Regions from separate parts of the Mus musculus genome. Here region 2 is linked to region 1. A link is a loop called in an ENCODE intact Hi-C map of the cell type or tissue named here. Cell type or tissue: gastrocnemius. All regions are shown on one strand. Each heading gives the region's core, and the rest is flanking DNA. Links, peaks and the distances in the headings are about the cores only. Region 1 overlaps Usp31 (ubiquitin specific peptidase 31). Region 2 has its middle 79 kb from the start of Gm36736.

The links. Hi-C counts contacts between places; a loop is a spot of excess contacts. Peaks named below come from ENCODE experiments on the same cell type or tissue, not always from the same donor. Only the 100,000 strongest peaks of a DNase experiment are listed, where the experiment ranks them.
Region 2: it touches region 1 in a loop (11-fold over the local background); 11 of 42 quality-filtered maps call a loop at or near these places.

Annotation. Positions count from the first base shown.
Region 1 is chr7:121,631,033-121,647,656 of GRCm38, reverse strand. Usp31 (ubiquitin specific peptidase 31) reads left to right here. Exons shown (of 16, transcript NM_001033173.2): 16 at 1-5,636. Among named protein-coding and RNA genes, the nearest start is that of 1700025J12Rik, 49 kb to the right of the region's middle. In gastrocnemius, for the core only: a CTCF peak has its summit at 6,302 (motif pointing right); a DNase peak (open chromatin) is centred at 6,311; H3K4me3 peaks cover 217 bases; H3K27ac peaks cover 204 bases.
Region 2 is chr7:121,250,148-121,266,771 of GRCm38, reverse strand. No RefSeq gene overlaps it. Among named protein-coding and RNA genes, the nearest start is that of Gm36736, 79 kb to the left of the region's middle. In gastrocnemius, for the core only: a CTCF peak has its summit at 7,761 (motif pointing left); a DNase peak (open chromatin) is centred at 7,753.

The sequences.
Region 1 (16,624 bases), core at 2,963-10,962:
TGTAAGGGCAATATCTTAACACTAATGTTTCTCAGGTATATATACTCAGCTAGTCCAGGGTGGATGCACGTTACTAATAGATGGATTCAAGAGGAAGGTGACATGGGGTGGCGACTATCCTGCTGCCACAGGTAGAAGCTTTACAGGTAGGCATAAAATCTTTGCTACTTTCATATCTGAAGTGATAACCTGTCTTGACTCTTTATATATGTTCTAAGAGCTGACAAATTTTGAATAGTCAGAAAGCCAGTCACTAACTAATTTTTTTTTTTCATTCTCAGTTTGCTAGCTAAGGCCATTGGAATTTTGAACTGTAGCAGAGTAGTTAATGCCTTTGAAAGATTCCCAGAGAAAAAATTTTATTCCAAACTGAAGCCTGAGTTGGTACCATTTTCCTTCCCTGATGCTGCTTGTTTCTGTTAGAAATTGAGGATCTCATACTGCCTCGTGTGTGCATGCTCATGCCTTGTCTTGTTGCTTGGAAAAGAAAGAAGTTGCCTCTTGCCAAGAGCTACTGATGGTCTGTTGATGTGGGGTGAGGCTGAGCGCTATACATGCAGTGTGGATCCTGGTGCCAGTCTTCCTTTTGACTGCTTTCCAGTAGCTTATTTATGTCTACTCTGCTCTGAAGAGGTAATCTCTGACCCAGCATTCAGAAACAGAGTCTGAATGCATGTGTTCCCCTGGCATGTAGTTACAAATTACATTCTTATGTATGAGAAGGGCACCTCACTGAATTCTCACAGATAAAGAAGACACTTTTCCAAGGCTTGTGGAAATCTCTTAGAAATACTTTGCAGCTCAGTTTTTTTCATATCCTCTTTATTTATTTATTTTTTAGTATCAAGAGAATCATGGTTGTGATTTTCAGAATAGCGTTTGTCATTTTGTCATTAGATATAGCATGTGAGTTTGTAGTTACTAAATTCTAAGGCTCGTGGTTCCCAGGCCTCACTCTTCAGTATTTCTGTGAAGGGACTGCAGTGCATATGTGCATGCAGTTTTGATTTTTTTTATTGTTCATCTTTTAGGAATACCTCTTGGGAAATATTTCCAGTAGGTTGCTTAAGTTTATTTTGCTGCTAATGTTAACATTAGCTGGTAGCTTGCAGGTTGAGGGTGGCTGGAACTTTGAGCTTTTGTAGTATTTGAGGCTTAGTTGTTCAGCCTTTTGCACATTACCACAATGCTGTCTACCCAGTTCAGTGTGTGTAAGCCAGTACCCACAACACTCAGTCCTATACTGGCTGCTTTTATACTCCTCCTGTCCCCATGCCCCATTGTGGCTTCCCAAAGCATTAAAGCTCTCTCTGTCCTGCCTTGGTGTGACTGAGGTGACTGCTACCTTACATGTCATCATTTATTCAGTGGCACAAGGTGAGCCCTGCTTGAGTTTAGCCACCAATCTTGTTTTATTTTTATTTTCTGAAAAAGCACGAAATGTTGAGACCATTAGTATCAGGAATTGAGCATTTATGTGCTTTGAGCTCCTGAAACAGTCTTAGAATTATAGTATGATAAAACAAAGGACTTTAATAACAAGCTGTTTTGCCATAATTAAGATGAATAGAAACTAGTTTAATTTTCACAGTACTATATCATTTTATTTTTGAAGGCAGTTAGGAGTGGATCCTCTTTTTCCTGCATATCATGTTTTTAAAAACAAAACAGAAAAATTCTCTACTGGTCTTTACTTTTCCATGGGATCTAGAAATACATTTTTTAATAATATAATAAAATCTAAAAGCTACATGAATATGGAGTTTAGTGCTTATTTCATAGTTAGTTCAATAGAAAAAAATCAGGAAGTGTCATGGCATTATCTAGGCTGTGAAACTGTTATGCTTGTGAGGTTGGTTAACGGTAAAATCTAATTCCCGACTACTGGGATATATTTAAGACACAGAAAATACTACTTTGAAGGTGCTGCCTACAGTGAAATGGCTTATGAGAATATCACTTAGTTCATTCTGTTCTGAGGCAGGGTTAGGGACTTGGTTATTAAAATCTTTCTCCCAGTGATTTGGGCACAGTGAACATGTGTACTTTGGGGCCAAACTCAGATGGTAGGTCAGAGTTTCTGCTTAGCCTGGTAGGGCAGTCATTCCCAGGAGACACACAGCACCAACCAACAGCGCGATGAATTGGTAATGTTGTTTTGCTGTTAAATAAAAATCCTTTTTATTCTTGCTCTCTTTTCCTGTAAACATTGTGTGCATGAGGCTACATCATTCCTTAAATCACCCTTCCACCTTGCTTTAACAACTCCTCAGATGATGTGGAAGGGCAAAGCTCATATGCTCCTGTCACTTGAGACCCTGGCCAACCTCATTTGTATTTTTTCCTGCTGGCATGAAAAGCAGCTTGAGGGTAAGTAGTGCTGTGCCAGACCTAAAGAGCTGTGCGGTGCCACAGTTGTGCAGCCATCAGGTTGCCTTGATCACATGGAATCCTCCTTTAATCATTCATCCATTTGGGCCCACTTTGCATACAGAGGCAAGCAGAAAGCTTGAGCACTTGTGTCCTGGAAGATACCAAGTCAGTGTCAAGGAGTGATCGTTGTCAACGGAAACAAGCTGGTAAATCCTGTCCAGCTAACGTCCGGAGAGCTAAAGTGTCCTTGCTCATCGCGGGTTCCGACTGAACTGTCTGACCTGTGTACTGGTTAAGATGCAGTACCTAGTCCTTCATGTCACATTAACCCTCTGTATGGATGGATGTGGAGATCATTGAGGGATGGGAGGCATTGTCAGTCCCTCTAAACTTACTATAATAAAACTAATAGGGTTGGTATGTAAAGGGAGCAGTAGTGGCAGTTTAAGGGAATGTGGATTAAAGAGTTATGAGCAAAGCTCATTTCAAATATCCTCTGTGAGTAGATGGACATGTGACATCACGTTTCATTTTGACATTACTAACTAGCTGAAGTTACAGTTTCCTCTGTAGGTTGTCGTTGAATACAAAGATAGTGTTCTGGGTTGGGTTTTGAGCTACGTTGAAAATCATAAGCACAGTTTCCTTAAAACACACTGTGGAGGTGCACTGATGCTTATATTTTGGAGTTGAGAAGGGCAAAATTTACTGACAAACCAGTGCCTACTATAAAAACAACCTAGCTGCTAGTGTGCAGGCTGCTCTTGCTTTAGTTTATAAAGGGTTCATTGATGTTTAACCTGACTGCACCTTTCAGGTGGGACATGATGCTTTTACTTCTGTGATGGCTTGATGTCCCATGCTGCCTTTTGATCAGACCCCAAGCTGTTTCTGCAGCTGCCTTTTGAGCATGACCAATCATTTTGTAAGGAAAACAATTGTGCATGCCCACCGTCCAGCTCAGAAAGCATGCTCATACTACCTATGCAAGCAACTGATTAAAAAGCATACAGAGAAACTACGAGAAACATTGCGTCTTAGAAAAGGGACAACTCTTAGATTCTAGAGTTCTATTTTTGAATTTGTGATTTTTAAAATGTGGCTTAATCATCAGTGTGGGTGAATATGAATGTGAGTTTAGGTTGCTTTGCATATATTTCTTCGCCAATCTCCTTGGTCATTGGTAAGATTGTGTATAAAATAGTATTTTGCAAGCAGGAGTGGATTGGACATGTTGAACATACACTGGTGTATATACTGTATTTAGCCTGAAGACTTTCCTAAAGTATTTTGTTCTAAGAACTAACCTGCCATTTTCTATAGATTTTAATTTTTTATATCTTCTAGTATTCTTTCATCATCACATGGAGAGGTGCGGCTTTACACAGTGCTAACTACTTTTCAGTGCTTTTATAGCGACTTGGAGCTGCTAAGGAAGATTTGGGAGCTTCCCACCTACCGGCGTCAGTAAGAGAAAGCATGTGGGATGTATGATAGTGTCGTACAGTAGATTCAGGTCCAGATCCATCTCACGCTTATTTAAAACTATTGTTTCCCATGGGGCAGGGGCAGGGATAGGAGCTTCATAGCATATATCAGAGGTGTAGACTCTCCCCAGGCCATTCTGGAGAATTCCCTGAGATCCCCAGTATCCCCAAGGGACTTGGAATGCCTGGGCGGCTCCCAGGCTTTTGATGCCATTTAGCACTGCCTGGGCTCTGTGACTTTCTCTTCTTGTTTGCGGTGAGAACTGAAGGATGTGGGTACACCATCTTTTTGCCAACAGTTTACGGTGAGAATCATCACTGCCATGCAGGGCACTCAGGAAGAGCTCCAGTTGCTCTGGACAAGAAAATGAAAAGGTGTCAGTCCCTGGCTTGGAATCAGGGTGTGTGCATGTGTGTGTGCGTGTGTGTGTGTGTGTGTGTGTGTGTGCGCGTGCGTGTGCGTGTGTGGTGGGGGGCTTTCTGACTTCAAGGCCCGAATTGGATGTGTGAAGTGTTTTATGCTTGGTGTGTCCAGGTATTGTTCTTATTTGCTGGTGGCAGGCAGAGTGCCCTGAGGGGTCTGAATTAATTCACACAGCCTCTCTCCAGATTCTACTCTGGGGCTGACACCGACCCATGCAGGAGAGGGAAAAATGTCCAGGTTAAAAAATATGGTAGAAGACAGTGGAAAGTTTCCTGCCTAGCCTTGCAAACCCTGCCCTGCTCTGGCAGCACCGGTGTAACCCACAGGCAGCACTGGGCCTCCTGCTCAGGTTCACTCCCTCTAGGTCTTTTCTGTGTAGTTTCTGGAATCCTTTTTAGTTTGAAACAAATGTGAAACATTTTATTCAAATTATTTTGGAGCCTTTTTTGTTGTTGTTTTTTTATGTAATTAAAAAGATCATGTAATACTTAACCAGAAATGTTACCTACAGAGGCACATGAAATTTGGTTTTAGTCTGTGGTGAGCCAGGCACACTATACCATCTTCAGAATAATCCACTGTGCTGTGTGTCCTCATCCCATTGAGCATCAGACTGCCTACAAAAAGTTTATCTGACATGGTCCGTATTTTAAGGCTATCAGGAAAACATCAGAGCTGGGACAGCTTTGGCACAGCCTCCCAGAGCCGAGCTCTCTGCTGCTATGAACTCTGCAGCGGGGACTTTGCTAGGTGCTATTCCAGACTGGGGGCCGTGTTTCTGCGCTTGCGGCTCTGTTGGGTTTTCCTGTAGGCATTTGTGTTGTGTAGCTTTGCTCACCAACTGTGCCTCTCACCACTGGTTAAAATTGAGTTCAGGCCCATTACCAAAATGTGTTTTTTTGTTTTTGTTTTGTTTTGTTTTTGTTTTGATTCTCTTGTGATTTTGCACCGGCGTCTATTTCTCCAGTTGTCTTAAAAGCTGCATGTCATGTCACTGTACACAAAATGCTTTGGTGTCATTCACGAGCCACCATTAGTGAGCTCTGTATAAGTTTAATTTTGCAGTAAAAGGACGGCAGAGTATCCTTCCTGCAGGCTGGAAGAAAGTGTATCCTACATTTTAAATTATGTTAGGCCAAGTGCATGAGGTGTGGCACTGCCTTCTGTTATTTATTTGTATATTTTATTATTCAAGGTGTACGCACTTTTAAGAAGCAGAATTTATATTTTTATGTTGAAAACGTTTTATTTCTGAGACAGCAGTTGGTTGTATAGTATATAGTTGGAATTAAGAGAAAACTGGAAAATGTAACAAAACATAATAAATTTATTACATGATGCCTTCTTCAAGACATATTTGTCTTTTCTCTCCCTTGCCAAACCAGTTTTTAAAATGTTGAATAGTGTTTGTACTGCATAGGTTTCTCTAACAAAAGGCTTTAAAACTGCAGTGTTTCAGGTAAAACATCAAGTTACAGGATACTGCCATGCAGTTTGGCCAACTCCCCATGCAATTACTGTGTAAAAAGATCACATCCATACTTGTTCAGTGCTCCCAGTCAGCAGTTATATGAGATAAGAGACTATTTGTCCTGGGCTACAGAGCTGGCCTTGAAAGAGCTCACATTCTGCCCCATTTCCAGCGGATTCTCATTGTTCTTCTTTGGTTGTAAGAGGAAGCTGCAACATAAAAATATTCTTTCCTCAGCCTTCTCTCACCCCGTATACACATTACCTGCTTTATTATTTTTATGTGTATGAATGTTTTGCTTGCATGTATGTAAGTGCACCACTCGTGTGCTGGTGCGTAGGGCCTGGGGGAGGCTAGAAGTAGCTGTGCTCCACTATGTGGGAGCTGGACCGAGGCTCTAAAAGAGTAGCCACTGCTCCTAACCACCGAACCATCTCTCCAGCACTCCAGTAACTGACTTCTGAGGTGTTTTTGTTTGGTTTTGGTTTTGGTTTTCCCCTAGCTATCTGGCCAACGGAATGCTCTAGTGGGACTGTCATATCACTTATGACCACTTGGGGGCAATAGAGCTCAGCATTGTATTGTAAGTCCAGTTTACCGATTTTAAACTTCTCATCTGAGGGTAGAAATGCCTGAGGTGAATTGATTCCTCGTCTGGTAAATACTCCAGCCAGCCATCACTCTCGGAGAGCACCATGGAGCAGGTACCTTTCCATTCCAAAGCACAACATCATGGCTGGGTTGGGGTAGACCACATGCTCCGTCATCCAAAATAGCACTCGGCTCTCCCTCTAGTTTGGAGTGGTAAAATTTCTCCTTTAGCTTAACCACAGCACACTGTTTACTAAAGAGGTTTCACCATGGGTATAAATGTTCATGTACAATATATAGATCTAGTATTTGCATAGATATTTAAGGACCACTCTGGCTCCACTGTATTTGGAGGATTATTTTCAAATACTTGAATGCTTACTGTTTCCACAACATGTTTTAGCCTCTTAAGTCTTCCTGAAGAAAGAAAAGGCATGGCAGAGCTCCTTGGCCAGGTCTACTTACTTGTCCTTTGAGTTAAAGCCCCCATGAGAGAGTTGAAGTCTACGCCCATAGAAAAAGGTTGAAAACCTTTCACCCCAAGTCAGGGCCCTTCCCAGGTGGGCTCCAGACTTGAGCAGATGTTTGGTGTTGCCAGTGGCTCGCCCCTTTTCTTGGCATCTCCTCCGTGTGGGTTGCCCCAGACTTTTCCTGATCTGGTGGATAGGGTCTTTCTCCTGTGGAGCCCTCTGAGATTCTGTCTTAACTACATTGTGGCTCACCACATTTCTCTCTCCCTGTCAGCATTCACTACACAGGAAGAACAAGGGATCTCCTCTCTTGGAGACAGATTTTACATATTTGGCCCAATGAGCATCACCCCATTCTTTATAGTTTCCAGGGCTATGTCATTAATTTGACATGCTCTTTTGGTTTAAACAGCTCCATTCTTTTCTCAATTTGTTTTTTATGTATGTATGTATGTATGTATGTATGTATGTATGTATGTGTATAAGTGCTTGGCCTACACATATGTTAGTGCTTCATATATATGCCTGGTGCCCATTGAGATATGAAGATCCCCCTAGAACTGGAGTTGCAGGTGGTTGTGAGCCACCCTGTGGGGCCTGGGAATTGAACCCGGTCCTCTGCAAGAGCAACAAATGCTCTTAACCTTTGAGTCAATTCTCCAGCTCCCCTATTTTTTCCTGAGTTGAAGGTTATATGAGGCTTCACTCTTTAGTTAAGATCAGACATCTCATATTTCCTAGGCCTTCCCTGTGTTTAAGGAAAAGAAAGAGACTCAGATCCGATTCCAAGGACTTGGTCTGTCTCCTAGAATAGGCCTCACAAGATTGAGCTGTGTAGAATGTGAATGGATCTCATTCATACAACATCACATGGGGGAAGATGACAGTTTTCTATCACCCCAAGACAAGAGTCAGGTCCCTTGTAGAACTATCTTGTGTGGCCCAGCAATAGGGTCTGTCTAGTCACAGGGTCAAAGTAGCCAATGTGACATTTCAGCACTGTGCTCAACACTGCTCTTCAAAACATCCTGCCTGCCAGCTCTGAGACACAGAAATGGTCCATTTCTTCACCCTCACATCATCTCCCAAATACCACCTTGCTTCAAAGTCCTCCTGGGTCACCCTCGAAAACGTTGCAGTCCATGTTACAGTCTGCCTCCTCCCTGTCTTATGTTCTGCAAACATATATGGCACCAGCTGAGTGAGTGACATGCAGAGGGTGTATTTCTTTCTCTTAAGGACGGCACATGGTGGTAACTTCCTGAACTACCAGCTGGCTGACTTGTCTGAGTCAACCATCCTGTCTGTGAGGTGGAATCATGAAGGTTAAAGGGGAATGATGCTCTTTAAGCCTGACCCACTGTGCTGGGCATAGAGAAAATGTTCAGTGAGCTGTCATTGTAACCATAGTGATGAAAGAAGTGCTAACCCTGGAGGACTTGCAGGATAGCTCTCATTCCACACAAGGGAAACTCTACTTTTAGAAGCCACAGGAAGCCCTTGGTCAGGATAAGAAGCAGCTGAACAAAGGAATGTGTGATCATTCTAAAGGAACCTCCTATGACCTGCTGCCTGTATTCTCAAGTAAATGACAATTAGGAAGAGTTTAATTTAGGGGAAGAAATGAGATCCAGTTTAAGTCATTTCATAGTCACCATGACAACAATGTGGCACCTGAGAGGTGACTTAGGAGCTTGCTGCAAGCATCTGGGTACAAACTGCAGAAGGGGTGACCTAGAGCTAAGGGGTGGGGGAGCGGGGAGGGGGAGAGGACCTATGCAGAGGAGGCTTGCTGCTAGGTTTGAGCCCTGCTACTGTGACTTGACGGGTGGACAGTCTGGACAAGTTACTCAACTTCTCTGTGCCTGGGAGTCTTCTTCACCTGTGGAATGTAGGTAAGATATCTACAGGAGGAGGTGTTCATGAATGGGGTGTTGGATATACTTATACTTACTGTAGTTACTAATGTGTTTGGTTTATCTGTTATCTTACTGTTTCTTTGATGTTTGTATCAACTGCTTTATTTTAAAAATATTTTTGGTTTATTTTTGTTTTTGGTTCTGGTTTTTTTTTTTTTTTTTTTTTTTTTTTTGAGACAGATTTTCTCTGTGTAGCCCTGACTGTCCTGAAACTCACTCTGTAGACCAGTCTGGCCTCAAACTCAGAGATCCTCCTGCCTCGGTCTCAAGAATGCTGGGATTAAAGGTGTGCACAACCACACCTGGCTTTTTAGTTTTTAATATGGTGCCTACCTTCCTTCCACCCTTCCATCTTCTCTCCCACCTGCTTTATATCTGTCTCTTCTTTCTTACTCTTTTAAAACACCAAGCATTTGTGCATATATAGGTGTGTATATATATGTGTGCATATATAGGTGTGTATATATATATGTGTGTGCATATATAGGTGTGTATATATGTGTGTGTTCATGTGTCAGTGTACATTTGCATGTGATTGGACATATGTGTGCTTATATGAGGGGCCAGAGGTTGACAGCAGGTGTCCTCAGCTGCCCCCACATTTCTTTTTGAGACGGTCTCTTACTGGTTTCACTGAGTTAGTTGGCTGCCAAGCTCTAGGGATGTTTCTGTCTCTGTCTCTTCAGTGCTGGGGAAAGTGTGTGGTTATATATGCCACCCCACTTGGTTTTTCACTTGGATGCTGTGGTTGGGTGGATCCTCTGGTTTGCACTAAGGATACCTGGCCTGGCCGTGTTCTTTCTTTTCTCTAAACTGGTCTCATACTCAAAACCCTGCCTCCACCTCTGATTTTAGTTGTCATTTTGTTTTTAAAGACAGGGTGTCACCATGGACTTGATGCTGACTTCCAGTGCACCCATATCCACCCCAAGTGCTGAGATGACAGGTAGGTGCTGCCTCAGCACTGCATTCTCACCCTCAGGGCTGGACAGCACTTGATTCCCTTGCGCTTTCTGACCGTTTACTATGTGCATGTATTCGGACTCCATCTACACTTAACACTACAAACATCACAGTCAGTGTGCACCTAGATTTATAGGACGCTTGCTCTCATTGCTTCTTAAGCCTTTCTGTAGCTCACCCTGGGATCTGTGTGCTTGAAGAATTCTGTTAGCATTTTACTTTAAGCCTGTGTTAATGGTGCATTTGCTCAGTTCTTATTGGATTAGAAATGTCTTTATATTTTTAAAGAGGAAATCATGTGTGCTTATTGATCCATGTATGTTTTGTTATTAAACGATAGTTAACCTTTTGACTGAGGGGTATCTGCTTTAGGCATGACAAAGAACCAGCAGCAAGGATCTTCTATTTTCTAGCTGAAAATGTTTCTTTATAGTTAAAAGAAGGAAGGAAGGGAGAGAGAGAGAAAGAAGGAGAGAAAGGAAGTGAGAAAGAAAAAGGAAAGAAAGAAAGAAAGAAAGACAGACAGAAAGAGAGAAAGGAAAGAAAGAGAAAGGAAAGAAAGAGAAAGGAGAAAAAGGAAAGAAAGGAACTAGAACAAAAATTTTTCTTCTGCAAGGAAAATCTTTCCATCCAGAGATTAGGGATATAGTTCAGTGGTACAGTGTGTGACTAGCATGCTCAAAACTGTAGGTTACCCCCACCCCACCCCCACGCACGGTTAGTTGGATATTGGATGTTTCCTGATTATTGCCATGCTCTGGCTAGATTTTATGTCAACTTAACACAGGCTAGAGTAATACTGGAAGAGAGATTTCCCAGTTGAGAAAATGCTTTCACCATATTGGCCTGTAGGCATGTCTGTGGAGCATTTCTTTAATCAGTGATTAATGCTGGGGGGCCAAGTGCATTGTGGGTAGTGCCACCTTCTGGGCTGATGGTCCGGGGTTGTGTAAGAAAGCAGGCTGATCAAGCCATGAAGCGCATGTCAGTCAGCAGCACTCCTCCATGGCCTCTGCACCAGTTCCCACTTCCAGGTTCCTGCTTTGAGTCCCTACCACAATTGCCCTGGGCCACAAGAGGAAATAAACCCCCAGTTCCCCAAGCTGCTTTGGTCACGCTTTAGCACAGCAGTAGAAACACTAAGAGGACATGCAAACATGCTGCATTCCTGCGTGTCCTCAGCAGACCCACCTCTGCTCACCGCAATACTCTCCTTGCAGGGAGTTGTTCCTCACCTCGCTTCTCCTCTCCCATCCTGACCATCATCTCCACAGCATTACTTATCTTTGCATCTTCCAGAACACCAGGCTCTGCCACTGTTCTTCATGCTTATCTGCTGTTCTCATTCTCTGCTTGGCTGGTTTATATATGTGTATCCTTTGGGTTTCAGCCCCCACCCCACCCCCAGTGTTTCTAAGATGAGACTCCCAGATATACAGGTGTGAGGTAATCACTCTTCCTCTAAGCTACATCCCCACCCTATTTTCAGTTTTTATTTTATTTTTTTTATTACGTATTCACTTTATATACCATTCACTGCCCCCTTTCTGGTTACTCCTTCCCACAATTTCTTCCCCCTTCTCTTCTCCTCTGAGCAGGTGGGGGTCCCCCTGGGAATCCCCCCACCCTGGCACATCAAGTCTCTGCAGGACTAGGTACATCCTCTTCCACTGAAGCCAGACAAAGCAGCCCAGCTAGAAGAACATATCCCACAGACAGGCAAGAGCTTTTGGGATACCCCAGCTCCAGTTATTCGAGACCTATATGAAGACCAAGCTGTACATCTGCAACATATATGCAGGGAGGCCTAGGCCCAACCACCGTGGTTGGTGGTTCAGGCTCTGAGAGCCTTAAGAGGCTTCCTCCTGTAGTCAAACAGGAACCCCAACGGAGCAAAAGGAACACCAGCCCACCCACAGAACTTTCCACCCAAAACTTATCCTGTCTACAAGAAATGCAGGCACAAGGGATGGAGCAGAGACTGAGAGTATGGCTTACCAATAACTGGTCCAATATGAGACCCATCCCATTGGCAAACACTGATACCTGACACTATTAATGGTACTCTGTTATGCTTGCAGATAGGAGCTTGTTGTCCTCTGAGAGGCTCCACCCAGCAGCTGACTCAGACAGATACACCCACAACCAAACAGTGGAAGGGGCTTAGGGACACTTACGCAAGAATAGAAGGAAGGATTGTGGGCCCCGAAGAGAATAGGAACTCCACAGGAAGACCAACAGAGTCAACTAACCTGCATCCTATTTTCAGTTTTGAAGGGGATTTTCCCTAGGGATAGAACTCTAAGTTGGAGATTATATTCTTTGATACTCATTCAATGGGCTTCTTCCATTGGTGAGTCTGTGATCAGTCTTATTGCGCATCCTCAGGCAATATGGGTGGGGTGGTTCCTTCTGGATGCTTTGAAGGGATTCATTTTCCATCAGCTTTCTTCAGATGGGCTAAGGTGTGGGTTTCTTGTTTTTATTCTTCAGGAAGTGAATCTGACTTGGAAACACCTCCGTCATTTGTTGCTTTAAATATTACTTCTGGCACATGTTTGCTTTCTAGGACTCGGCTTCCTGTGATTTAGACGGTTCACCAAGTCTCAGATGTCTCTTTCATTTGCTTTTACCTGTTTTTTTTCCTAGGATTTTTTTCATCCTTTCAAAAATACCATTCTGTATTCTGGATATCTCTAGCAGAAGGAGTCTTCAGCTGTGTCTGATCTCTCTCAGTAAAATAAGGATAAATCTCATTAAATAGGAACATCACATGAGCAGTGGATACATTCTAGAATGTCTAAAATTTCGAGTGGGACGTATTTATTCCAGGCTTCTGTTGTGTGTCTGAAATGAAAATTAAACTGGGCATCCTCTACTTCATTTGCAAATGTGTCAACTCCTAGCTGTGTCAGTCTGTTCTTAGGCCTTCCTCGCTGTGTTGTCAGCTTCACTTAGGTGATTACCTTTTCAGTTCTAGAATTTCCATGGATTATTTATAGATTTAGGTGTCTGGTGCTGTTTCCCACGTGGCTGTCAGTTTTCACAGGCGATGTAGTTACTTGAAAGCCTGTGCCTATGGCGCTAGTAACCAGTCCCATGTGCATTCCCTGCTATAACCCGTTTGTTCCACTTCTTGCCATGCTTTAATTTTTTTCTCATTTTACATTATATATATATATATATATATATATATATTTTTTTTTTTTTTTTTTTTGGTGGCAGGGACATGCCCCTACATGCTTATGGAGGTCAGAGGACATCTTTCAGGTGTATATGTATATTCTCTCAGGTTGTCAGGCTTGGTGGCAAGAACTTTACTCACTGAGATATGTCTTTTGATTTGATGCTAACCGGTGCATTAGAAAATAACATGGAGGCTTTGGATGGTGTTGACATTTCCCTCCAGAGAAAACTTAACCTGTTTCTAGGCTGGCAGATGGGAGCTAATCTGACTAAAACCAGTGTGGGAGCCTTTAAGACTCGATGTCCTTCCAGGTCATTGAACATAGACTCGACATTCATTCCATTGGCCTTTCATCAGGAATGTGTGGAACAGTGCCAAGTATATCAGTGAGCAAGCCAGAAACCCCACCACAAAATAAAACCTTTCCTTAGTGCCCAAGAGACATAGGAAATGCTAGTAATTGACTTTACTTGAGACTAGCTTCCTGAATAAATTAGAGTCCAGGTAAGTTAGTATTTTAAAAGTATAGATTTGTACACTCACACACTCCACACACTACTAGACCCAGGCTTTCTGCCTCTGTAAATAACATACCCATCCTGACACTCCTTGATGCTTCTCTTCCACAAAGTCTCGTCTTTATAGGCCATGTGTGGGCTCCATCCAATTCTTCTTTCCTAGTTATGTGCTAAGTCTACCCTCTGTCTTCACTGCTGACTTCAATTACCATGGCCTCCAGTCCAAGCTCTTGTATGACCGCATACATCTGTCTACTTAGCCAACTCTATCTGGCTCAGTCCATCCCAATGCTATAACAAAATGCCTTTGGCTGAGTAATTTATAAACAATAGAAATATTTCACTTCTAGTTCTAGAGGTTGGGAAGATAAAAGCATCAGCAGATACAGTGGTAAGAGTCCATTTTTATAGGTAATGCCTATCTCATGTCCTCTCATGGTAGAAAGGGTAAAAAAGCTACATCACTTTTTTTTCTATTCATTCATTCACTCATTCATTCATTTACTTTATACCTCCATTGCAAGCCCCTCCCTCCTCTCTTCTCAGTTACACCCTCCATCTCTTCCTATTTCCCCTTCCAGTTCTCCTCAGAGTAGCACACCTCCACCAGTACCAAATCAAGTCTCATCAGGACTAGTGCATCCTCTCCCATTGAAGCGAGACAAGGCAGCTCAGCTAGGAGGAAGGAATCCAAAGGCAGGCAACAGAGTCCTAAGTCAGAGAGATAACCCCCACTCCAATTATTGGGGAACCCACAAGCTGCACATCTGCTACATGTGAGTAGGGGCCCTAGGTCCAGTCCATGCATACTCTTTGGTTGGTGGTTCAGTCTCTGTTAGCCCCCATGGGCCCAGGTTACTTGCTCTGTAGGTCTTTCTTATGGCGTCCTTGACCTCTCCAGCTTCCTCAATCCTTCCTGGACTCTTCCACAAGACTCGACGAGCTCAACCCATCTAATGTTTAGCTGTGGGACTCTGCATCTGTTTCTGTCAGCTGCTGGGTGGAGCCTCTCAGAGGACAGTTATACTAGGCTCCTCTCTGCAAGCATAAAAGAGTATCATTAATAGTGTTAGGGATTGGTTCTTGCCCAAAAGATGGGACCCAAGTTGAGCAAGTCATTGGTTGATCATTCCCTCAATCTCTGCTCCATCTTTATCCCTGTACATCCTATAGGCAGGGCAGATTTTGGGTTGAAGGTTTTGGGGGATGGATTGGTATAACACTCCTTTCACTGGAAGTCCTGCCTAGCAACAGTGGGTGGCCACTTCAGGCTCCATATCTCCCACTGCTAGCAGTTTTCAGCTAGGGTCACCCCATCCTACCAGGAGCTTCCCTATTCCAGGTCTCTGGCTTGTCCCAGAGATGCCCCCTCCTCACCAGTTTCCCTTCTTTCCCAGCTCTCTTACCCCATCTCTGCTCTCCCCTCACCTGATATCCACCCCGTTCCCACTATCTCTTTCTACCTCTGGTGTCTATTTTATTTCCCCTTCTGAGTGAGATTCAAGCATCCTCCTTTGGGCTCTCCTTCTTATTTAACTTCTTTGGGTCTGTGGATTGTAGCATGGTTATCTGTACTTTGTGGCTAATATCCACTTATAAAAGAGTATATACCATGTGTGTCTTTTTCTGTCTGAGTTACCTCACTCAGGATGATATTTTCTAGTTCTATCCATTTGCCTTCAAATTTCATGATTTCCTTGTTTTTAATAGCAGAGTAATATTACATTTTCTTTATCCATTCTTCTGTTGATGGACATCTAGCTTGTTTCTAGTTTCTGGCTGTTGCAAATAAAGCTGCTCTGAACATACTTAAGCAAATGTCCTTGTGGGAGGGTAGAACCTCTTTTGAGTATATGCCCAAGAGTGGTATAGCTTGAGTCTTGAGGTATAACTATCCCCAGTTTTCTGAGAAACCACCAGATTGGTTTCCAAAGAAGTTGTACAAGTTTACAGTCCTGCCAACAATGGAGGAGTGCTCCCCTTGGTCCACATCCCAACAATGGAGGAGTGTTCCCCTTGGTCCACATCCCAACAATGGAGGAGTGCTCCCCTTGGTCCACATCCTCACAGCGTTGCTGACACTTGAACTTTTGAACTTAGCTATTCTGACTGGTGTAAGATGGAATCTTAGAATTTTGTTGATTAGCTTTTCCCTGATGATTAAGGATGCCAAACATTTCTTTAAGTGTTTCTCAGCCTTTAGAGAGACCTCTGTTGAGAATTCTGTTTAGCTCTGTACCTCATTTTTAAATTGGGTTATTTGGATTGTTGGAGCCTAACTTCTTGATTCTTTATAGATTTTAGATATTAGCCCTCTGTCAGATGTAGAGTTGGTGAAGATCTTTTCCTTTTCTGTAGACTGCCATTTTGTCCTATTGACAGTATCCTTTGCCTTACAGAAGCTTTTCAGTTTCATTAGGTCCCATTTATTGTTGGTTTTAGTGTCTGAGCTGTTGGTGTTCTGTTCAGGAAGTTGTCTCCTGAACCAATGAGTTCAAGGCTTTTCCCTACTTTCTATTCTCCACTTTCTCTTCTATTAGACTTAATATATCCAGTTTTGTTTTGTTTTGTTTTGTTTTGGTTTGTTTTGTTTTGGTTTGGTTTGGTTTTGGTTTTTTCGAGACAGGGTTTCTCTGTATAGCCCTGGCTGTCCTGGAACTCACTTTGTAGACCAGGCTGGCCTCGAACTCAGAAATCCACCTGTCTCTGCCTCCCAAGTGCTGGGATTAAAGGTGTGTGCCACCACCGGCCGGCAATATATCCAGTTTTATGTTGAGGTCTTTGATCTACTTGGACTTGAGTTTTGTGCAGGGTGATAAATGTGTATCTATTTGCATTCTACATGAAAACATCTAGTTAGATCAGCACTATTTGTTGAAAATGCTTTCTGTTTTCCACCGTATCGTTTTGGATTCTTTGTCAAAAATCTAGTGTCTGTAGGTGTGTGGGTTTATTTCTGAGTCTTCAATTTGATTCCTTTGATCAACCATTCTGTTTTTATGCATATACCATGTGTTTTTTTTTTTTTAATTGCTTTTGCTCTGTAGTACAGCTTGAAATCAGGGGTGGTGATACCTCCAGAAGTTCTTTGTTTTAGCTAGTCTGTTTTTGTTTTTGTTTTTTTTCCATATGAAGTTGAGAATTGTTTTCCAAGCTCTGCAAAGAATTGTGTTGGAGGAATTTTGATGGGAATTGCATTCAATTTGTAGATTGCTTTTTGT
Region 2 (16,624 bases), core at 3,914-11,913, 380 kb after region 1:
TCTTTTACACGACTCACACTTTAACTGAAAGCTGTGCACAGCCGCTCAGCGAAGCAAACATTCTACTCCTTGTTGTCTATGCCAGAGAAATGGACACACATATCCACACAAAACTTTGTAAGTGGATGTTCATAGCAACACCACAATTAACAACCAAAACCTGAAAACAATCCAAGTATATCATCGACAGGTGAATTCACCTCATAGTTCTATATCACACAAGTCTCAAGAGTTAAGAGGCAACAAAATGGGGATAGACCCCAATGTAGATAAATTTCAAAGTAATTAGGTCAAGTGAAGGAAATGGAAGCAAAAAAACTACATGCTGATCCACTTTGATAAGAACAACATGCAAACTACTATTCCTAGACGGCACACAGCATCTGAGAAGATGGATGAGAAGCATCCAAAAGGCACAAGGCAGGGCTACTAAGAGGGATCCATCAGTGAAGGGCTTGCTGAAAAAACATGAGGACCTAAGTTCTGAGGACTGTAGTAACAGTGTGTGCTTACGATCCCATCCAGCACTGGGATCAGCCAGTCCAATGGCACCTGTGAGGTCTTTGCTCAATCAGACACCTTGTCTCAAAAGCAAAGTGGAGAACAATTGAGAAGGACACCCAGCATCAACCTCTGATCTCCACATACATGCACACGAAAACACACACACACACACACACACACACACACAAAGTGAGCCTGGGTTGACCACCAGTCCAGTGCCACCTTCACAGGCTGGCCTTCATGGGCTCCCAGGGCAGGGAGCAAGCAGGAGACAAAATGAAGCCCACCTGACCATGAGTCCCTGGAGGGAGTGTACCTGAGTTGGCCACTCTGATGGGCCCAGGTAAGAAACAAGCCCAAGATGACCACCAGTCTGGAGCCATGGGGCCCAGACAGGGAGCTAGCCTGAGATGACCACCAGTCTGGAACTGTGCAATCCTGGCAGAGGTGAGGGCAGACCATGCCTGAGATGACCCCCGCCCCATGCCATAATTCATGGGTGGGACACAGCACTCCTGAAAACACTTTCTGAGATGAGCCCAGACCCCAGAGCATCCTGATGTGAGTAGCCAATGATGCCACTTAGGATCATGGTGTGGTCCCGGCCTGTGCTGGCACCAGGGTCCACATATGGGTCTTTGACCCTGCAGCAGCAAGTGTTTGTTACCACCAAAGGCCCGGTAGATGTCTCTGGTCTGAGTTGCTGCCCTGGGAAATGTTGATGTCTGGTGGCTGTGCAGAATTGCTCCCACCCCTAGCCTGGGCATCATGGGAGAGCTGGTCCTGAGGCCATGAAAGCATGAGGCCATAAGAGCAGGAGAGCTGACACGTCCCTTACCCAGCTGCAGTATGAGAGAGAGCCCCTGACCCCTACACACACACACACACACACACACACACACACACACACACACATCATCATCATCATCATCATCCAGGAAGCACAGTAGAGCTGGCCTTGGTGGCAGGAGTCATGGGTAAGCCTGTCCCAAGGAAAGCTGGCCCTGCCACTCATTTCCTGTGCAGTGACATGGAAGAAGAAGAGATGCCCCCTCCCCACTTGCCCCTTGTCACCTTCAATAGGTGGGAAAACTGGACCTGGGGGTCATGAGAGCAGGAGAGCTGGGATCTAGACCCCACCTGGAAAGAGCGGTAGAGCTGACCCTGGTGGTGGTGGTGGGTACAGGTGAGCCAGCCCTGAGGGTGTGAGCATGGGAGAGCTGGGCCCTGCCACTTGTCTGCCATCTGGTGACATGGGAGAGGGAGAGATGCTCCTCTCCCTTCTCCTCCCCTTGCCACCTATGGCAGGCAGGATAGCTGCCCTCTCCTGGGGTGGGAAGTCATGAGAGTGGGAGAACTGGCCCTGTCCCTTGCCTGCTGCAGTACTTGGGAGAGTCAGTCCTGCACCTCACCTGGGCAGTACAGTATCACTGGCCCTGATGGCATGGGTGTGGATGAGCCAGCCACGGAGCATGGGAGCAGGAGAGCTGTCTCTGTCCCTTGCTGGCAGTACCATTGAATGGGTCAGCCAGAATAGCGCAGGCCCTGATGGTATGGGCTAACCAGCTCGGATGTCTCTCAGGCCCAGATCCAAGGCTTAGAGTTGGCCCACCCCAACATCTACACCCCATCGATGAACTGCTGAAGTGCATAAAGTACACAGGCCCTCCATGGCACAGGGCAACAACAGGATGTCTGAAAGGAGTCCCAGTGAAGCTCTAGTATTGATAGTGTAGCAGAAGCCTACTAAATCAAGGACTCCTTGCAATGAACATTTGCAAGTGTGATGGTTTAAATTTGCATGTCCTACAGGGATTGGTGCTATTAGGAGGTGGAGGAAGTGGGCACTGTAGGGTTGGGCTTTGACACTCTGTCCAGTGTGGAAGAGACTGTCTGCTCCTGGCTTCCTTTGGAAGTTGTAGAACTCTCAGCTCTTCCTGCACCATGCCTGTCTGGATGCTGCCATATTCCTGCCTTGATGATAATGAACTGAACCTCTGAACCTGTAAGCTGGCCCTTAAATGCTGTTCTTCTAAGAGTTGCCTCGGTCATGGTGTCTCTTCATAGCAATGAGACCCTAACTAATCCAGCAAGCAAAGAAGTATGAACAAAACGGTATACTGTGGGACACACTGTAACACACTACAGCTTCCACAGCGAGATTTTTTTTATCTGTTGCGGGGCTTCAAGGGTGGAGGATGAGTACAAGTGGACGGGGGGGGGGCATGAGTGGGATAGGGGTACATGATGTGAAATTCACAAAGAACCAATAAAATAATTTTTGTAAGAAATTAGAAAACATTTCAGTTATGCATTGCACATCTGTGCAATTATGACACATCATTTTCACATGGAGACTCTGGGGATTTTAACTGCATCTCAGGTGGATGAGTGGTCGAGCAGATGAAGAGAGGCTAACTTTTCCTTCACTTGGGGCCTGAGAAATAAGACATTTCCCCATTGGATGCTTTCACCCTGGGACTCATTTGTCTCCCTGTTCATACCATGTGCACATTTATCGTCTGTCTAAACTCCGCCACCCTCAAGGGCCAGATGCTTGATTGCTAATTGCACTGCCATTAGATTGGTCTCCCCTCTGGGACTGTGAGACATTTGTGAGTTCAGAGCTTTTCATTCTCTTATCTCACCATGATCACAGACCCCCATGTCAGCGCACGCGTGCACACACACACAGCACTCAATAAGGATTTTCTAGCCAATTGATTTACTGATTAACTAATTGGAAAAGCTATAAATTCGGTAAGATGGTATTTCCAGAGTCCAATGGGATTTAAAGAGGTAGATTTTTGCTTTCAAAAGTGGGGGAGAAAAGTAGAAAATTTTTGACTTCTACATTTTTCATAATTGCTACCTATGCTTTTACAGTTGGAAAACTGTCTCTAAAAATAACTAAATAAGTAAATATACCACATAAAACTTAAAAACAGCTCCAACAGATACATCAGTGACTCTGGCAAAATTAGACTGGGTCTTTTCACTGTCTGGGTTCGGCCAGAGGTTGGCATCCTACTCCTTTCTCCTCTTAAGTGGTTCTGGAAGATTCTAGCAAAAACCACAAAGCGAAACAAAACAATGGATTCATGGAACAGAGTAATCAGGAATAGGGCCAAGACCGAGCCAAGTTGTCTGCCTAGACAAAAGCCATGATCCAGCACATCTCAGAGATCTCCGTCTATATTTAGAGCTCTGAAGAGCTTTGGGGAACCTGGGGCAGTTGGATGGTGGGGTTCTGGCCCTGAGAGGCCCTGGGAACTCAATGGCCTCTCCTGGCTTTAATGGGAAGAAAGCCAAGGTTGGGCTTACAAGAACTCGTTTGCCACCAGAAGAGATACCTCACTAAAAACCTTCGTTTCTTCCTTTGACAGGATATTTTTTTCTTCTTACTTGGTTCATTAAGCATATCATAACAAAGACAACTGGGGGTACAACTCAGTGATAGGCCTCTTCTTGCTCAGCATGCACAAGGCCCTGAGTTCAGCCCCCAGCACGGAAGGGGAAACAGTGTTTATTAGTAGTATCATGTTCCGCACACTAGGTAAGCCATTTCATTTACATAAGCATACTAAAGAAGATCCATTCTCTAGTGACGTAATGGAGGCTCTCGGCAGATTAAAGAGTTACCCAATGTTCACACAGATGGTTTTGTGATGGACGGAGAATCCGAACTTAGGTTTGCCTGGCTTCAAAAGCCTTGAATGTCAACCTCTAAGCTACAGTCAGCAAGATGACCTCAGTAGGTAAATGGCATCTGCTCTCAAGCCTAATGACCTGAGTCCAATCTCTGGGACTCAGGTGGAAAGAAAGAATCAACCTCTAAGCTGCCCTAGGACTCAGATTTGTGGTTAAATGTGGTAGGGTACAAATGGAAAACCTGAAGAGAGTGACTGCTTATCTGCCCTCTTTGGGAGCCCAGCACACTACAAGAGTCACAAGTCTGAATAGCCCTTGGGTTGAAAATAAATGTAATATGCTTCTTTGTCCAAACCAAATTCAACCTAAGTTCCAACCCCACTCCTTGGGGTGATCCCTACGGTGTTCTATAGTAGTCTCTCCTTCCTCCCTTTCACTCCTTGGGGTTATCCCTACGGTGTTCTTTAGTAGTCTCTCCTTCCTCCCTTTCTGGTCCCATAAAGCTCCAGGACAAATTCAGAAGCTAGCTCCCCGACACCACCACATTGGTTCCACTTGGGGGTAGCCTAGGGGAGAGTTGCTAGCCCCTCTTGCCTGGCTTTTCAGAGTCTTCCAGACAGTGCCAACACTTTCTTCCTTCCAAGACTTGCAAGATCTGACCATCTAAGGAGAAAGCTGCCTCTTTGTCCCTGACAGTGAATATAAACAAGCTCAAAGGACACAAAAACCTATTAAAGCACCCAAGCTAGAGAGGAAAAAGGCCATTTCAGCCTTCTCTACTGAACTCCGACTGAGAAAATAAGGCACACCTCTTTCCCCACCAGCCCATTCTGCCAGATCGGATTGCTAAGGAACTGCTGGGCTGAGCTGGCATCCTAGATCAGCTCTCACCCCGGTGCTGGGCTGTCTGTCTACAGGCTTAAGCAGGAGCGCATGGCCAGGTTACAGGCTGTGACAGAGGACTCAGTCTCCCTGTGAGGTCACAGCCCTTCGTGCCAACAGGTACAATGTTAAGGGACAGATGCATGTGGCAAAGAACAGGCAAGGACATGTCTTCCCTAGCCATCTACCTAGATCAGCCCAAACTACCCAGGTTGGAGGGTGGTGTGCTGCTAAGTAGTCACTGCTTATTAATAAGCACATGTCACATGTTAACACAGTTGTTGACATATTTACTAAGCATCCATCACATCTAAAATAACATGCAAAACTTAAGTTCCAACTCATCTCATAGCCAAGAAGTGTTAATATTATTCTTTCAGTTTTACACATGAGAAATCTTACTAAAATTAAAGGTCTTTCCCAGGGCCTTGAAGGCCAGCAAATGATAGAATTAAGATTTGAACCCCAAATCACCAGGTTTAACCAAGTACAGTGGCTCTCCTGGCACTTTTCAACCCAAACTGACATGAAAGTTACTCACTTTTTGCAAGTGAAGTGGAAGGCATGACAAACACAGACTTGAATGAATAATTGGCCTTTGATAGGAGAAAAGAGCTAAGGTGGCAGCTGGGGAGATGCAGTGAGTGTCAGCCCCTGCTCTGCAAGCCTGAGGACTTGAGTTCAAATTCCCAGTACCCGCATTAAAGTTGGTGTGGCTATCTATACACTCATGTAGTCCCAGCACTGGAAGATGGAGACGAGCAAGTCCCAGGAGCTCACAGCCCGACCAGTGTAGCTAAAATGAAGAACTTCGGGTTCAGTGGGAGACCCTGTCTCAAGACAGTAAGGCAGAGAGTAATAGAGAAAGACACACACACACACACACACATGCACACACACACACGCACATGCACACACACACACACACACACACACACACACACACACAAAATACAAAGTAAGGAATTCATGCTAGAAAACAATGTGAACATTTTAAAAAGTTTTACATGGTATTTCCTATGTGCTGGATGCTGTTCTAGGTAATCTATAAATCCATAAGCCATCCAACCATCTGAACAATTTCCCTAGGTCAATGTTAAATGTGTGCTCTTGAAAGGTGAGCAGCCAGCGTGGGGGAGGGGCCATGCCGCCTAACAGCATTTGACAATAACCTTTAGTGTAAATATTGCTGCTATGGCCAATGGCAAGCTACCAACATGACAACACAGACCTCAGATGGTGTTGTCCTGTGAAGACAACATTCTGTCATGAGGAAGGAGGTATATTGTGTATCACTGTCACCACATAGAAGAAAGAGACACAAATAGCCCTAGGAACACAGAGAGTAAACTGGAGGAGACTCATTAGGAATTGATGAGTCTAGTGTATTTATTGCCTTTAATTTTAATTGCAAGTTTATAAAATTTAATTTTTAATGATGGCCATCTTTAACAGCCAGCTCTTGGATTTTCTGATTATCACTTGGCTCTGACAAACTGTCTGACTTCAGCACATAATGGTCAGCCTTTGTGCCATTTAAAGGAGGACACCCATGCATGAAGAGGGGACATACTTCGTAAAGGTCACACAGTTAGCAAGTGGAGACGACAGAACTGGAATTCTAGAATCTATTCTAGCCTACCTGTCTACAGCTTCCTTCCAGTACTGTTATTTTTCTTACCCAACAGGCCATAGGTTTCCTTTTGGGTTTTTTCTTAAGGCCTACATCAAGTGTATCTGATGATGGTCGAGTCAACGGGAGGACTGGGGATTGAGTGTGGTTTCTTCCCTAGACCTTGGGAGTTAAAATATCCTTTTGTGTCCACAGCCAAGAGGCCCTCAGCGCGTGATTGGTTCCCTGGCCTTCACCTAGTCTTCTTACCGGCCCAGCATGCCTTGCCCTTTGGGTCCTACTGCGCTTGCGTCCAACCGCACATCCATTATGGAAAGGAGGGTCCCTTAATGTAGCGCAAATTATAGCTGGAACACGGGCAAATTGCCGGCTTTTACTAGCACATAAACTGAGCGGAACCTCTGAGATAGATCCGCATTACCCTAAACGGCATCCATAATTCATACCTGCCGCAGAAACGCTTCCCTCTCTCAGGGCTGGAGCCGATCTATTATTGATGGGCCCCTCTGAAGGCCGTGACCGTTTCTCAAGCCCCAGCCATCTGCTGGCGTGGTCCATTTCTCAGGCTGCGACCAGGCATGTATTCATCAGAATCAACCCCCAATTAGTTTCCTAGCAGGACCCGGGGGGAGGATTTATTTGAGGAATCAAAGTGAGTGCTTCTAGAACAGTACCCCCAGTTCCACCCCTGTGACGCTGATCAATACACACAGACCCAGCCAGCAGCAGGCCATGTTAGCCTTTCACTGCCTTAGGGAGTCACAAGATCAAAACTAAAAGCTGCATCCCTCTCTCCTGCTCCTGCGGAGGGCTGGGAGACCACAGCTTCTAGCTTAGTGTGAAGTTGCTGCCTCTCCCGGCATAGAAAAGTAACCACAGAGAACACAGACGTGGCTCCCCAGCAGAGTGGTGGAATAATAATATGATAGCAACATCAACAGAAGCGGGAGGGAGAGCACTGATTATGATCTAGGCCTTTCAAGAAAGTCTTAACCCAATGAGGTAGGCTTCAATCATTCTCTTCGCTTGAGTCACTCAAATCTTTTGAAGGCCAGAAGGCCAGTTTTAACCACTGCTCTATGCTGCCATCTAGAGGTGGAGGGGAGGGAGTACACAAGCTACATCCCCCTCGATGGCAATTTCTCAATTAAGTTCTAGTGACTGTTCACGTGTAGTCAGTCCTGTTAGCTGACCAAAGCCCTCGGCAGCTGCATACATGAGGGGGTAGATGCTTTTTAATGTCATTACTGTTTTATTCCTTGTTTTGTCGCTTCGTCAGATGACTGACTAGTTTTTAAACGACTGAGTTAAAAAAACATTAATAAACACGCGTAGACTATATGAGTTTGTGTTGTATTTTGTTTGATTTTGTTGACAGGTCTCACTATGTAGTCTAAGGCTGGCCTTAAACTTGTGATCCTCCTGCCTCTGCCTCCCAAGTGCTGGGACTACATTTGGAGGCTTGGCATAGTATAGCAACAGGGCTGGATAGATGCTAAGGTCCCCTCCAGTCACTCAATCCCAAGCCTCAGGGAGGGTGTTAGAGCACGCTGTGGGCTAATGCATACAAGCTCTCCAGCCTCTGTCGGGATCTCACCCTGCTAGGTCACTCTCTACGTATCCCTGGTCACCTCCCCTCCACCCTCATATCTTTGAAGCTAATTTCTCAGATCCCATCTTACCCCTAGAACACTGCAGAGCTTAAAGCCTACCCCCCCCCCCACTCTACCATCAAATCCTGTATTCTCCATCCTTGTTCATGTGTCATGCCTGCCTTCTCCCCTGGGGAAAGCCACAGAGATGGTCTAGTTGGTTGAGGTCCATGATGAACCTAAGGGTAAAGCTAGAAATCCGGATGGCACACAAAGTCGAGAACGGTACAGGAGGGAGGAGAGGGTGTGGAGCCTGGAGCAGATCTGATTTAACTCAGAGGAGCATCCACTAGGAAGTGCAAGACAGTTGCCCAAGTGATAAGGCAGCTCACAAACTCTGGGATAGACAGGCTAGCAGTGAGTGTCCCCCAAACTGGGAGCAGAATCTGAGAGACCTGTGACCAAAGCAGAACTCATGGGGAACCAGATCCTGGTATTTGTTGAGTGACTTTGGGCACATCTCCTGATCTCCCTGAGCCTCGGTGGGCTCACCACAGCTGCAGATGGTCCTACTTCCTTCCTTGCAGGACTCCGAAGGCTGCAGGGAAACTGAGGAATTAGTTAAGCAGTTACCCTGTACAAAGCAGTCAGTAGACAGTGTCGCTGCCCTTTGAGGACAAATGCCTAAGGCAAAGACACTGATGCTTCTGAAAAACAACCACCAGGTCTGTGCCAGGGTCAGGTGTAAGGGAAGCATACACATTCCCTGAGAGGAAGGCTGGGCTAGCTTCCCTGGGTTTACAGTGGGGCAACCTTGACCCAGTCACAGAGGAGAGCTCTACACTGAATGACTCCAGCATTCACAGGAAGGTCCTGGAACCACTCCAAGTCAGATCATGCCTGCTCGGCAGTTTTGGTTCTTTGGTCCCACCAAGCATCCTAACTGAGATGATTATTTATATAGCCAGCCTTGAAAGGAACTTACCTTACCTAGGTTCTGAGAAGGATCCCCATGGCAGAGACCATGGCTCTTACTGTACCTTATCTCCTTCCTCCCTTAGAAACAGCCTCCGTGTAGAGTTGCCTACATGAAGACTCAGAAAGGGAAAAAGATATTCTTCTCAGGTTCACTTGCTGCTGGGTCTCACTACGTGCCTGATTTCTAGTCAGAAGGTTAAGCAACGTGTCGTTTGTGACTTTAGAGAAAGCTCCCTTGATCCGTCTTCCCTTCTACGGGCTGGAATGCTGAGGTGATGGCTTGATCTTAGCTGCTATCGTGGATTATGAGGTAGCAGTCAGATGTTCAAACTATCAGAACATCAGGATGGAAGGAGTCTACACTAGCTTTGCTTATAGAGAGGAAAAGAGCCTTTGATCTTGCTGAGCTACTCCCAGAACCCTGAAATTTGTCTCAGGACCTGGAGAAGAGAGGGTGAGCTGAAGGGGGAAGGGTCCATGACTGAAGCTAGGCTCTCACCTCACCTCAGGTGGATCTGAGATTGAAGTCCAGTCTTTTCCTAGCTGGACAAACATGAATAAGTTACTTAAGCCCTGTTCGCCTCCATGACTACCATGGCATGTGAATATAATAAGTTTCCTCCAGGTTAGGATATGCATTTAATAATGTATTGCATGCAGTGCTCATTCACATACTCTCTCCCTCCTGCCCCCTTCTCCTCCCCACCCCTAGAGCATTTGAGACAACTCACTATCCATTAAGTGGGAGGACCTGTGACCTACGCATCTCTCACAGGTCCCATATGGCCTGTCTGGTAACTATCCCAGTGGGGATTCAATTTCAACATGAATTTGATGGAAACATACAGTAACCTACAGAAAATATCTAGCCAGGCACCACAATTCTAATTCTGACCAATGGTGTTAGTCTACCTCACTGGGATCCAGGCAATGGCCTCTAAATGGTCTTTCTGTCAGACTAGGAAGTTCTGGTGATGCTCATGTGTAGCAACCACACACATGACAGCCACCCAAGCCAAGAAACTCTGTGTTATCCTTATTCTTCATGATTCTCCCATCCTTCCACAGTCCAGCCTCCCAGGCCTTAATTCATTTCCCCAACATGCCCTGCCTTCTCTACCTGTTGGTCACTCCATTGGTGTGTCCTCCTCCCAGAATATATCTATTTCTACCTATTGGCTTGGCTTGCCTCGTATGCCTTTTAGCCTCATTTGTCTCTTCTTCCAGGAAGTCCTTTGGCTTCATGGCTAATCCAGAGCCCAGCACTTACCCAGAGCAATGTCTCTATCATATAACACTGGAATTTTCCATTTGCATGGTTGCCTTTCCCTTCCAAAACTCTAAGCTCCATGGCAACAGAATCGGCTTGTGTTCAGCTTTGTACCCAACTGTCCTTGTACTTGGAATTGTATTATCCTAGGTTTTAGAACATGCCACACATTCTACGGACATTTGTTGAATGACCAAATGAATGGAGTGTTTGATGGTAACACTAATAAATAGGTGTTAGCCTGGCTACTCTTGTGGGCAATCCAATATAATATTAAAAAATAATGAGCTCAGAGCTGATGTCCAAGGCTAATTCTCCCAGAATCCAAGTGGCCTGCTGAGTCGTGGATCCAAGTCCATCAGAAGGATGGGTAGACAATCTTCCTTCCTGCTTCAAAAAAAGAGATGTGCCTCTGCAAAGCCGGCTTCTCCATCTCTATAAACCACACCCCTTCATTAACTTTGGTGCTCATTTTTTTTTATGTGAAAAGATGTCTACTCACCCTGCCCCCTTGCAATCATAATAGCTAAAGACTCCCTGGTAATAAAGCCCTCCTTGATGGCAATAGGCTGTCTCTCTTTCTCTCAGCATGAAATATCTCAAGGGCAATTTGTACACAGAAGCCCTACTGTGTGCCTATTTCCCACAGAAGGTACACAGAACCTTCGGGGGTGCCATTCACACTGAGCTCTGAGGTAAATAACCTCTACTGCACACAGCTCTAGGAATCTTAGTGGATGGAAGTCCAGAGTGTTGGTTCACACCCACTCCTCTGCCAATTGCTTGCTGGCTCCCCACATAACACTCAGACTGAGAGTAGAAGGCACCATGTTGGCCAAGGTGAACGGGCATCTGAGTGTTGCTGATACTTCACTTGGATGGTGTCAGGGCTGACCTTCCCTGACTCCCGCAAGTCTGTTCCCTTCTTGTTTTCCACCTCTATCTCTATCTCCTCTCTCCCTCCCCCCTCTCCTCCTCCCCTACCTCTCCCTCTCTGCTCTCCCCCTTCCCCTCTCTCCTTTAATTCCTTAGTTCTTGATGCTCACCTGCATTCTTACTACTTTTAGCTTCTTCATTGCCTTAGTTAGGGTTTTACTGCTATGAACAGACACCATGACCAAGGCAACTCTTATAAGGCCAACATTTAATTGGGGCTGGTTTACAGGTTCAGAGGTTTGGTCCAGTATCATCAAGGAGAGAGCATGGAAGCATCCAGGCAGGCATAGTGCAGGAGGAGCTGAGAGTTCTACATCTTCATATAAAGGCCTGCTAGAAGACTAGCTCCCAAAGTAGTTAGGAGGAGGGTCTCATTGCCCACCCCTACAGTGACACAGTTCCTCCACCAAGGCCACATCTACTCCAATAAGGCCATACCTCCTAATAGTGCCACTCCTTGGGCCAAGCTTATTCAAACCACCACATTCATCTTGCCTTTTCAGGGTAGGGGGAGGATAGTGAAAGCCCCACCAGTGAGTGGGTCCCAAATGCACCTTGTGAGCAGCCCTAACCCTGTCCACTCATCTTGCTCTCTCTTTCCAATCAATGCTCTTCTTCTGAAGCCTGCTGTCACTGCCTTAATCTAGGTCTTTGCTTGTGCTCCTAACCTCCTCTTCCTCACATATACCCCATTTGCTGCCAGCATGACTTCTCTGAACCCTTCATTTTGAAACCACCAAACCTGGACCGTTCCATGGGTAGAAAGAAACTTTTATTCAGGGAATCAAACTGCTAGCCTGCCTCTGGGGAATGAGAGTGGCAGCTGGATGGGAAAGCAAGCAGGTTTTATAAGATAGATGACAGCAGGGTGGGGGGCGGGCATTGACGCTGATGCAGGCTGAGGCTGTTCGGACCAATGAGGAACTAGATGCTTTTGCTCAAAGTGATGAACTGTTAGATTGCAGATGGGGGGTGGGGTGGTCCTGAGGAATGCTCAGTTTCTGTTTACCAAGTAACAATCCTTCTGTGTTCCCAATGAGAGTCCTTCTGTTTAGGACATTGCCGCCAGAACTGCCATTTTAGGGACCCACTTTGACCTAATAGACACCGCCTGCCAGCTTTTACCAGATAACATGCTAGAGCTCATCAAAGCCACTCCCATACTGCCACTTTCTTGACCTTCCATTGTCTAAATGTTCCTCATGTGTGGTTGATAGCATCTGTGAGTACAAAGAAATTTACGCTGAGAGCTCGTCGATCATCAAAAAGAAGTGGAGACTGAGACTACCAAGATGTCTCCTCAGGAAAAGGCACCTAAAATGCCTCAGTACAAATCTGACAACCTGAATTTAGCCTCTGGAACCCACATAAATGTAGAGAGAACCAACTCCGCAAAGTTGTTCCCTGACCCTCAAAACACAGGTTGTATCATGTGCCCCCATATTTCACATACACACAAAAATAAGTAATAAACAAATAACTTAAAGTTAGGGATTTGTTTGTCTGATAGGTGATCTACCCCAAAATGGTGAGAGTCTACTGTGGGGTTCCCCAGACAAAAACAGAAATATGACTGTAAAAAGATGGAGCCACTATGCCCCAGTGTTGGGGAATGCCAGGGCCAGGAAGCAGGAGTGGGTGAGTTGGTGAGCAGGGGGAGGGAAGATGGGAAGGGGAAACCAGGAAAGAGGATAACATTTGAAATGCAAATAAAGAAAATATCTTATAAATATACATAAATAAATAAATAAATAAATAAATAAATAGATTCAAGATGGCGCCAAGACCCTGAACAGAGTTGTTTTCTAAAGGCAAGAGACCAAGAAGTCATATTTCCAAAGCCTCATCCAATCTTACTCACTCACTGAAATCTTACTCACTGAAATCTGACTTTATCCTTGCTCAGCTCTGAATAAGCCCGGGTTTGTTTTATTTACTTATTTGTTTGTTTGTTTGCTTGTTGAGGTGTTAGTTTAATTTTATTAAGTAATCAAAGATGACCTTGAACTTCTGACCACTCGGGGTTCATCCCCAGCCTTGAGCCTATGTTTTTGTTTGGAGAGTTGTTTTCCCCCACTCTGAACTCGAGCTCATTGTTAAACTACTTATAACACTGTACCTCAATGCCCCGCTGAAAAGACAAAGTCCAAAATGTGAAAGAGTATATGAGAGTGGGGTCTTAGTAAATCCTATCACTATCCTGAGGCCCCTGAAATGTTTCCCCAGTGCTTTTTGACTTCTAGACAGCTCATGAAACTCTGCAACTGCAGAGGGATGAAAGGCTGCCATGTTGACAGGATCTGCCCCGGTCTGCCCGAGAGGCCAGCACCCTATCATTCCCCAATAAATCAGGAGGTCATTTTTCACTGAACTGAAGCTCAATACGGCCATCGTTTTCTCCCCTAACCAGCCCCGAGATTGCTCTGTGCTCTTTATTACCTTTCAATGACTTAAGCCCCTGAACTGAATAACTTCATCAAGGTGTCAACCTAAACAGATTTTCCCCATAATGGCCCAACTCTCACAGGTTCTTAATGAAAAATATTGATTCCCAAGGATTAGTTGCAGATTTATGTGTTGGGATGTTGATCTCTCTGTCACCTGACACCTTATCAGTGGATGAAAGGACCTAGTTTTCCTTCGTGGTTTTAAAAAAGCAATCACTGGCTATGTCAAGGGGCAGTTTAGGGCCAGAAAAACAAATAAAAGTCTGTGCCTGCATCCTTTGGAATACTTAACAGATAGTGGAGGAGGTAGGAGGGCACCATGGCACCATGGCACCAAGACACCTATCTGCCCTTTCTCATTAGCATCTTCCCCGGATGGGAAGATGGTGAGACCCGATGTAGAGAAACTTGAAGAGTAGAGGGGTCAGACAGCCACTCCGTGTGGGTCAGACTCCATGTGACTGATCTCTGAGACACACAGCAGGAGAAAAGAAAGCTAAGTACACACTGTCTAGGGCTACAGACACAGGCTGGAAGGAATTCTGCTGCTGTTGCTGTCTCCAAGTGACATCAATCAACAACAGCTGGGGTCTGCTCTGCCAAGTCGCTCAGTTAAATGCAGTTCTCACGGGATAAAATTGAGGCTTTGGCACCTAAAGCCTCAGCAGGCTACATATCAGACTCTTTCCTATCACCCAGAGGTGGCTAGAATAAGATTCATTCTCTAACTCTTTGATAGATATTGATCGAAGGGCTGTTAAATGCCAGGCACCATGTGACACAACTGGGGTCACCATGACCAACAAACCAATATGTGGCTCTCTGTCATGGTTGTGAAGTCAGACTAAAAGAATGATTTCATTAATATTATTATATTTATATTTTATAATTAACAATTAATTGATAATTATTCTGATAAATATCAGTTAATTATTCAATTATTGTACTTCTTAAATAAATGTTTGTTTGATTGGGATAATATTTACTTGATTAACAGAAACAAATGTAGACTTCTATCTGCAACTAGATAAGAAGATGGAGGGTGGAGACTGAAAACTGAAGCAGCCTGGAGTGACAGCACTGATCTGTGAAAGAAGTCATGGAAGACACATTCTCTGTCAAAGTGATGGTCAGAGTGACACCTGGAAAGTGGGAACTGTTTCTCTGGAGAAGCCTGGAGGGTGGATGGGCTCAGTGGAGAAGTATGGAGTAGAGAGTAAAGGTACATAGAACCAAAGAGAATGTCCTGTTCTGGAGGGAGCCTATCAGAATGCAGAGGACTGTGGTTGTGTTCCTGGCACCAGATAAAGAGTTGTGTAACACCAAGCCGTCACGTCACATGAAGCCCGGGATAGCTATGAATACAGCCCAACACAAAACTGTAAGTTTACCTAAGGTATCATGGATTTCCTGTGAGTTTTTCCCAACTTGATGGGGTGGTTCTTGCATAAACTACAGATGACAATGTTGAGTTACAGTGTCAAACAAAGTAAATGTATGAATGCTCTCACAATCTGAAAGTCATGGGTTGTACACCTGGCTTCCCCAAGGCAATCTTTATTCGCCATGGGCCAGAGAAGCCAAAAAGCCAGACAGCCCTCACTGGAGGACTCTGGAAAGGCAGACAAGGCCATACTGTGGCTTTCAGTCACTATTTCAAGAGACCTAGAGAACCATTGGGGGATTGTCATATCTGAAATTGGCAAAGAATACTTTAGCTATTCAGTGAAGAAGGTGTTACAGATTTGGGATAAATGCAGGAGTGACTGGCCAAAGAGGAGACAGCAAAGCCCCAGGCAAGACAGGAAGTAATGACTGCTGGAGTCAAAGAAAAAGATACAGAGGCAAAGGCTATGGCAACTGAGCTGCTCTTGGGTCCAAGAAGAGGTAAATTTGGTGACACCGGTGACTCCAAGACTTCTCAACTGAGAAGGGAAGGCTCCTCAACTTTATCCCCTGAAAACAGTATCATCTCTGTTACAATCTCTTGAGTCTGCTGCTGGAAAACACAAGCAGCCGGAGACAACGTAGAAGCGAACAGTTGTGGCTGTGGTCCAATAAAGCTTTACTTAAAAAGCAAGTGGCAGGTAGAATTGAGGTGTCCAAGTAGAGTTTGCCCTGGAGGCCCTTCCGAGCTTTGCTCCCTCGTTCCCTTCACTCCTACATTCAGTCCAAACCCTGGCACTTCCTAACACACTGGGTTTCCTTGTCATTTCACACGCTGGCTTCTCCTCCTTTGCCTGTCATGCATCTCTGCTGTGAGCAGACCCCTCAGCAATGGATTAGTGCATTTCTAGGGAGAGTGGGTGCATGCTCCAGGGGACCCGACCCAGATTCGTTGTCCAGCCTGGGTTCTTACAAAGTAGATGCCCCTTACATTTTATGTGCACGTGCTCGCCCATCCATTTCTCATCATGACTTGACACCCTCATCAGATGCAACCACTGCCTGCTCTTGGATTTCCCAGCTTCCCAGACTTTAAGTCCACTTAGTTCTCTGTTCTTAGTTATCCTAAGAAGTTTCCTAAGACAGATCTGGTTGCAGAGACTTTCATGGAAAAGAGTCTGGATAGAAACCATCTTTATAACTAAATCTAACTTCACTTATGATTAGTCACTTTGTCTCTCTGCTTCAGATTCAAATCCTGGGTAGAGGACATCAGAATAGGCCAGAATGGACTGTCTCCAACTACTACTGCATGACCTTGTATCAAGTGGGAGAGAGATTACTC